Regions from separate parts of the Homo sapiens genome. Here regions 1 and 2 are each linked to region 3. Evidence: chromatin contacts called from ENCODE Hi-C data. All regions are on one chromosome and are shown on one strand. Each heading gives the region's core, a stretch centred on a gene start or an enhancer-like site at or near the end of the contact. The rest is flanking DNA. Distances are from core to core; before and after follow the strand shown. Region 1 holds the start of PDRG1 (p53 and DNA damage regulated 1). Region 2 has its middle 8.9 kb from the start of MYLK2. Region 3 holds the start of NOL4L-DT (NOL4L divergent transcript).

Region 1 (2,700 bases), core at 144-2,643, 640 kb before region 3:
CTTTAGGGCATATCAGAATCACCAGGGGAGTGGAAACCCTTCCCCTACACACTGTGATTAAGCAGGCCTAATGTTTATTTTTGGACAAACTTCTCCAGCTGATTCTGAACTAGTAATATGAGAAACCCAACAATACTAGATTGGAACAGCAGGATTGGGGGCACTGAGACAGTGGTAACAACACAATAGCTACTAAGGAAGTGACGCAGTAGTACAGTATACTGCACGAGTGCTGGTTCTGGATTTGGAATACCCAGGTTCGAATCCTGCTATCTGCCTCAAGCTGTGTAATTTCACCTTCCTATTTACTCCTCCTCAAAATGGAGCTACGGACAGTACCTACCTTACAGGTTATTGAGCCAGCAATTAAATGACTTAACACAGTACCTGGCACATAGTAAGTAGCTGATAAACTTTAACTGCTCTTATTCTCATCCAGCACACCCTGATCCAGTACTTAATTTGACAGGATCTTGCCCAAGTTTTCCCCTTCTCAGTAAATACCTGACCCTTCTAACTGGAGATGAGAGGGAGTCACGACTCCCCCGGCTCCACTACCACGGCCTACTGAGTCTGTCTCCAAAATACATTTCTGACCCCTTCACTTCTCTCCACCACCACTACCTAGTCCAAATCCATCTCTGGTCTGGACCATACCAATGGCCCCTCACCCATCTCCCTGCCTCCGCCCTTGCCCACCTATATTCTGTATTCCACACAGCAGCCAGGGGGGATCCTTTTAAAACCTAAATCCAATTACGTCACCCTCCTTCCCCCAGGAACTCCCCTCAAAAACTTGGCACTTAAAACAAGACACCCCATAAACAGGGCGCCACCTTCCCCCACGTCCCCACCCCTGCCCGGTCACAAGGCCCCCTCAGGCTTCTTTTCGGTTCCAGCTCTCCCCTGAGGGCCTTTACAGGGCGGTGCCCCTAGATCAACCATGGGGCCGGGAAGTGCATTTTGAAACAGGTGCTCAGGGAAACGGCCCAGAGCATGATGGGTCGAGATCCACAGAGCATGGCAAGGGGCAGAGAAAGGATGAAGAGAGAGGAATGTCCAGCATAGCGCAGGCGCTCACTTAGTAGCGGCCGAATATTTATCGGCCCAGGTCTGTCGCCTCGGAGCCGTTAACCGCCTGTCCAGGTCAACTCACTGCGACCCCGCGCGCTTTCCCACGGCGCCGGCCGCCAGGCCCCAGCGCCGCGGAGGGGCCTCTCACCTGCCGCTTGTCCGCCAGCACCTCCTCGGCGAGCTCCTCCACTTCTACAAGGTACCGCAGCACTCGCTCTGCCTCGGGTGATAGCATAGCGCCCACCAACTCCGCTTGCGGCTCTCGCGCGACCCCGGGATCTCCGCTTCGACTCCCGCTGCGCACGCGCCGCTCTCTAGGTGCTTCCGGCGCGCCTGCGCAGTTAAAAGAACGGTGGTGCGCAGGCTCTAACACTAGTGCGCCAGCCGGCTGCGAGAGGCGGGGCCTAGCTTTGGGGGCGGGGCTGGAGCGCCCTCTGCAGGCTCAGAGAGCTCAGTCCTCGGGCTGCCTCTGACCCGTTACTCCCTCGGTTCATGCTTCTTGAGCACTTATTATGTGCCAAGCAGTTTTATGTGCTTAGGATGCAGCAGTGAACACAACAAAATCCCTGCCCTCATGGAACTTCATCCTAGTGGGAAACACCGACAATTAATGGCAAAACAATTATATACCGTGGCAGGTAGTGATTAGGATCTGGGAAATATTATTCTTCCCCTGGCTAAGAAACACCAAGAAGGCCCATGTGGCAGTGTGACTTATGTTTAATCTCTGACACTTTCAGTTTCTAATTTATAAAAAGGGGGTGAATAAAAATCCGCCTCAGTGTCTCTCCACAGGATCGGAAGGAAGCAGGAATCAGCTGGGCGCAGTGGCTCATGCCTGTAATCCCAGTACTTTGGAAGGCCAAAGCGGGGGGATCACTTGAGCCCAGGAGTTCGAGACCAGCTTGGGCAACACAGTAAAACCTCCGTTTCTACTAAAAATACAAAAAAAAAAAATTAGCTGGGTGAGGGGGGGCGCGCCCGTTGGTCCCAGCTACTCAGGAGGCTGAGGCGGGAGGAGCACCTGCATCTGGGGAGTCGAGGCTGCCCTGAGCTATGATGGCACCACTGCACTCCAGCCCGGGTGACAAAACGAGACTCTGTCTCAAAAAACAAAGGAAGCAGTAATCACTTTTAATTCCGTTTAACCAGAGTTCACTTGAGCCCCTGTGTTGGGCCCAATGTCCAGAGTAGCTGGCCTATACATAAGGAAGGGACTTGAAAACTATGGGCAGTAAGCAATGAAGTGCTAGCTCAGAAAAGCAGGTGGGTGTGGGTGGTAGGATTGGGAGGACTTCCCAGAGAAGGCAGGCAGGTGGAAAATGGTTACCATCAGAACCAGAGGGTTCCCACGAGGTCTTCACGCCCAAACTCCTCATTGGATAGCTGGAAAAAACAAACCTCAGAGAGAGGCAAGGCTTTGAAAAGAAGGTGAGGGGTGAGCCATGTGGATGCCTAGGAGAAGAGTGTTCCAGGCAGAGGGAACAGCCAGCGTATGTGGAACAGAATGGGCGGGGGGGAAGCAGGCAGGAGGTCAGAGGGAAGGAGGCATTGAGCCCACATGGCTGTAAAAGGCGCTGGGAAAGGACTTTGAAAGTCTAAAGAGCAGAACCGATATTATCACTC
Region 2 (2,700 bases), core at 75-2,574, 780 kb before region 3:
TGAAAGGAGAAAGCTCTTAGTCTTTCTTAACTCTACCAGGAGGTTGGGTGCGGTGGCTCACGCCTGTAATCCCAGCACTTTGGGAGGCCGAGGCAGGTGGATCACAAAGTCAGGAGTTTGAGACCAGCCTGACCAACATTGTGAAACCCTGTCTATACTAAAAATACAAAAATTAGCCAAGCGTGGTGACAGGCGCCTGTAATCCCAGCTACTCAGGAGGCTGCGGCAGGAGAATCGCTTGAACCTGGGAGGCGGAGGTTGCAGTGAGCCAAGATCATGCCACTGCACTCCAGCCTGGGCGACAGAGCAAGACTCCATCTAGAAAAACAAAACAAAGCAAAACAAAACAAAACAAAGACTCTACCTGGGGCTGTGATGTGTCTTTTGGGAAGAAGGGTGGGATTATAATCTCACTCCGGTTAGAGAAATGATGGGTAACCTTTAACAAGTTATTCCTCTTTTGGGGGCTTCAATTTCCACATCCGTCAAATAAGATTGAGCTGGAACAATTAATAAGGCTCCTTTCAGCTTAAATATTTTTAGATTTTTTTCTAGGCAGTTTTTTAAGCCAAACCAGCCCTACTTTTATATTTATATGTCTTCTATAGCCAGTTGTTCAATCCCTGCAAGAGAGCAAGCTCTCCTGTCCCTGGGTTTCCATGTGGACTTCAACGAAGTATGTTGGAGACCAGTGTTCTATCTTGTTGAGGACTTTCCAAGGGTTGTTCTGGAAACGGAAATCTAGCCCAGATCACTCCAGGGGACTAATCCCTGAATAATTCTGTCCCCTTGACACGCACACATATTTTCTGATGTTTTTCTTGACCTTGGAACTGGTTAAAGACTGCATAGAATGTTCAGTGAATTCTTGCAGACTGCCACAAAGAAGTCCTTCCCATCCAAGATATGATTTCCCCCCCAAGATTGAGATTATTTTGGAAGTAATCCTTCTATTGTTGGAGGCAGTTTAAGGATGTCACCATAAAATGGACTTTACCTTGTTCTTTTTCTGTTTCTCTCCGTTGCGATTCAGTTTTTACGTGTTCATGGACAAGGAGACCTGGGTTATTTTTGGATAACTGGCACAGGGTTCAAGAGAAATACAGAATTATTTCATGGAATAAACCCTAGATTGGGAACTGGGAGAGCTGCTCTCGCTTTGTGACTTTGAACATGTTGTTTATATTCTCTGGGTCTCAGTCTCCTCATAGAAGTTAGAATGATCTTGCTAGAAAGGACCCTTCCTCTAGCACAGTGGAGGGGAATTTCTCTCCCGCCTTACCATGCCCCAAAGGCACTGTGGGCAGCAATGGTGACTGTTACCCACCCAGCTAGCCAGTGTGACTCAGAGTGGCCGTGCTTGAGTCACATATTCAGTGTTGTCAGTGGCTGTGTCACCAAGGATTGCCAGAGGCCTTTGCTATTTTCCCACAGCTAACAACCTGACAGGATAGGGTCAGCAGCTTCTAGTTAACAGCTGGCCAAAAGAAGCAGGGAGACATCTCTGCAGGGGAGGAGGTTCATGGGAGTTTGTTCAAGCAAGAGAGGCTTTTTCTCTCTTGGTAGTTTGTTACTGCAGCAATAGAAAACGAATGGGGGAAGCAACACAGAGCACACAGTCACTCAGGAGCTGGGAGGGGTTGCCAGTGCGCCTCCCCTTCATGAAACCACTTCACTTTTTTTTTTTTTTGAGATAGAGTCTCGCTCTGTCGCCCAGGCTGGAGTGCAGTGGTGTCATCTCGGCTCACTGCACCCTCCATCTCTTGGGTTCAAGCAATTCTCCTGCCTCAGCTTCCCGGGTAGCTGGGATTACAGGTGCCTGCCACCAGGCCCGGCTAATTTTTTTTGTATTTTTAGTAGAGACAGGGTTTCACCATGTCGGCCAGGTTGGTCTCAAGCTCCCAAAGTGCTGGGATTACAGGCGTGAGCCACCGCGCCAGGCCAGAGCTTCACTTTTTGTGCATCTCTCTCTCCTTGGAACATTTGCTGTACTGATGACTGGGTCTCAGTGTTCTGTGTTTCCCCACATACACCACAACGCTACTCTTGTGAGCTACTCAGAGGCCTAAGCATCTTGGCCTGTGGGACTTTTATTCTCTAAGACAGTGGTCCTCAGAGTGTGGTCTGTGGCCCAGCAGCAACAGCATCATCAGGGACTAGAAATGCAAATTCTTTATTCCCACACTAGACCTACTGAGTCAGGCACGCTGAGGGTGGGGCCCAGCAACGTATATTTTAACAAGCACTCCAGGGGACAGTGATGCGTGCCTAAGTGTGAGGACCACTGTGCCAGGAGAGGGACCTGCAAATCCTGACAGACAACAGGTCTCCTAATGCAGGTACCCATGGGCCAAGGAGCCAGCAGCCACTCTCCTGTGACCTTAGTGCCCAGCCAGTCAAGAGCCTGTCTCAGGGTGAGAACATCTTCCTCCCTTCCACAGCCCCTTGAGGGGTCACCTTTGTACAGTCTGACTGAGTTAGACACGGGAGAGCTGCTGAGCTTGTTGAGTGGATGTTTTATCTCCTTAGCCAAGACTCCATTCCCAGAATGAAGACGGAGGGAAGAATGCTTTTCCATATGTTCTTCCAACAAGTCATATGACAGATGAGGAAACCGAGGCTCAGAGTTTAAGTTACTCATCCAAAGTCATGCTGCTAATAAATGGCAGAGTCAGAATTTGGACCCACGTCCATCTGCCC
Region 3 (2,700 bases), core at 182-2,681:
CTTGACCTAGAATCTCTTGCTGAGTAAACTCAGGTAGCCCCACCGCCCCCCTCCTACCTGGGCAGATCTGACCTTGGGTAGAGCTAGCTGGTCCCCTCCCCCTTAATGAAATTACCAACATAAATAAAGGCACAGGCCAATTCCCCAGGATTTCTGTGCCCCTACCCCCCACTTCCTTAACAGGTCATGAGGAATTGCTGCACTTCTCTCCCAGCTGTCCCCGGGGGTCCACCCCATGTCCCCATGACACTCCTGCAGGCAAGTCACCATCCAAGTCCTGAGGCCCAGACTTTGTCTAGTGCAGGACCGTTTCCTGCGTAGGAACTACTGTCTACTCCCATCCCAAAGTCCCCCACCCCAGGACCTACTACGTGCCATGTCCTGGCAACTCTGAGAGGCAGAGGGAATGGCTCCATTTTACAGACGAAGACCTGGGGCTTGGAGAGGTGGCCTGACCTGCTCAAGGTCATGCAGGAAGGAGGGGTGGGTTTCAGCTCATGTGCATCTGGCTGCTGCTGCCATATCACACACAAACTCTTCCCCTTTCACCGCGCTCGGAGAGAGCCCCACGCTGTGTATACCTGGCTCACTTCCCCCAGTAGACAGGGAGCTCCAGATGCTCAGGGCCATATCTGACCCATCCTCATATGCACAGGCCCTAGCACAACACCTGGCACACAGTAGGTGCCAGTAAATGCTGAAAGAACCCTAGAGGTCTCCCAAGCCCCAACCTCTCTCTGCATTTCACATGGGAGATTATTTTTAGATAATTTACATTTCATGTTACTTTATATACACCAACAACTCCACAGTCATTTTTCCTCTTTATCTTCTCAAGAGCTCTTTTTGGATCTATGCTGGTATGCATGCCCGTTTTTAAGAGGTGACCACTCAGAGCGGGGAAGGCACTACCCAAAGGCCAGCCCCAGGGGCGCAGGGGCTTCTGTGATTAAGAAGCTCAGACCCTGACTTTTTCCATGTGTCCCTTGACGGTTATCCTTCCAGCACACTCTTCCTGAGAGCAGAGATGCTCTAGCCTGGCAATGGTAATGATAACTGTGGCAAATATGCCCTGTGCCTGGGTGGTGGGGTCCTTGTGTGAGCCCTGGTCTCTCTGTCCAGTTCCAGGACCCACTTCAATAACCACTAAGCCGGACCACCTCTCCACCCAGGCTGGGTCTTTGCCTGCCTTTCAGAAGCTAAAAACCTGGTTGTCAATCTTGGGCTGAGTTCTGGCACAGCAGAATGTATAGTATAATGAAAAGAACATGGGCTTCGGGTGGAGTCAGATTTGGAAGTGAATCCTGATGATTATTTGGCGTGGCATTCTTCATGCTCACAGGTCCCACTTGGCTACTTCACAATGGAATGAAGCCATCATTCCACCCTTTGCTGGGTAACCTCAGGCAGGTCACTGAGCCCCTACTTCATCATCTGTATAGCGGGACAGGATGTCACAGATGTAGAGATTCAACAGGATGAGAGTGCCTGAGCTGTGACGGGTGCCCAGTAAGTGCCATTTTCTCCCTCATGGGGCCTCGAAGTATTCAAGGAGGAAGACAGGCATTGTTGGCACTTTTTGTGCTTCATTCATTCAACAAACATTTGTTTAGCAGCCATTGTGCAGCAGGGGCTTGGGATATGGTCATGGGATCCCCAAGGTCCCTGCCCTACGGGAGTGCACCAATGGGTATGGAAGATGGCTATTGAACAAACCAGCTATTGATCACAACAGCCCGGGGAATGGGCCACGAAGGAAAGAGAGAGCTGTGATAGCAAATAATGCAAAGAAGGGGCTGCTTTTCTTAGGGGGATCAGGGAAGGCCCCTCTAAGGAGGTAGCATCTGAGCAGTGACTTAAATGACAGGTGCCAAGGCATGCTGTTCCTGCATTCCAGGATGAGGGAAGAGCAAGGGCAAAAGCCCCAAGGTGGAAGGAGATTGGCATTTTCTAGAAGCTGGAAGGTGTCCAGTGTGGTGAGACTGAAGTGAGGGAGGAGGGGTTGGAGGGCAGGAGTCTTGAAGACCCTGGGAAATACTTTGGATGGCATTCCAGCTGCTATGGGAGCTACTGGCGAGTTTTAAACGAGCAGGACTGTGGGGTAGAGAAGAAGTGAGGAGAGGAGGGCAGCTGCAGGGGTCCAGAGGTCTGTGGTCTTGGAGGTCAGAGGCCTGGAGGTGTCCCTACTGTGTGACAGCTCACTGCACCAGGCACGTCCCAGCCTCTTGCCCCAAGGGCTCCTGGGAGAGTGGAACAGCCAAGGAGTGAGAACAGCCTACTGCGGCCCATCCCCACTTTTGCAGAAACAGACCCTGGGTCTTCAGCCTATCCGTGTCACTGGGGTCCTTTAGGAGGGGCATGCTGGGTGGGGTGTGGGGTAAGTCTCCCACAATGCCCAACTCCTGGGGGGATGCAATCACGGTCCCAGGGGGCAGCTGCTCTTTTTTGATTTCCATTCCAGACACCTGCCAAAGGAAAAAGTAGGCTGCCCCATGAATCAAAGGCCAGGAGATCCTCTGCATTTTTAAAAATTTTGAGACAGGGTCTCGCTCTGTCTCCCAGGCTGAGTGCTGTGGTGCAATTGCTGCTCACTGGAGTCTCTACCTCCCAGGCTCAAGTGATCCTCCCACCTCAGCCTCCTCAGTAGCTGGGACCACAGGCATGCACCACCACACGCAGCTATTTTTTTTTTAATTATTT

What was found. Hi-C counts contacts between places; a loop is a spot of excess contacts on that map. Pooled maps may share reads with other maps.
Region 1: a pooled map shows a loop between it and region 3 (2.8-fold over the local background). The contact joins the promoter of PDRG1 here to the promoter of NOL4L-DT in region 3. A Hi-C loop is called at or near these places in 1 of 168 maps with a recorded cell type or tissue (adrenal gland) and 1 of 50 pooled maps.
Region 2: a loop to region 3 is called in a map with no recorded cell type, with 5 times the contacts of the local background. The contact joins the enhancer-like site here to the promoter of NOL4L-DT in region 3. A Hi-C loop is called at or near these places in 1 of 37 single-sample maps with no recorded cell type.

What each region holds. Positions count from the first base shown.
Region 1 is chr20:31,950,653-31,953,352 of GRCh38, forward strand. PDRG1 (p53 and DNA damage regulated 1) reads right to left here and starts at 1,394. Exons shown (of 5, transcript NM_030815.3): 1 at 1,223-1,394. The coding sequence starts at 1,309.
Region 2 is chr20:31,809,092-31,811,791 of GRCh38, forward strand. No RefSeq gene overlaps it. Among named protein-coding and RNA genes, the nearest start is that of MYLK2, 8.9 kb to the right of the region's middle. Within about 2 kb of position 1,325, at least 9 of the 41 ENCODE cell types and tissues checked have a DNase peak (open chromatin) inside an H3K27ac peak, as active enhancers do.
Region 3 is chr20:32,586,048-32,588,747 of GRCh38, forward strand. It overlaps NOL4L-DT (NOL4L divergent transcript), which reads left to right and starts at 1,432. Exons shown (of 3, transcript NR_034152.1): 1 at 1,432-1,509.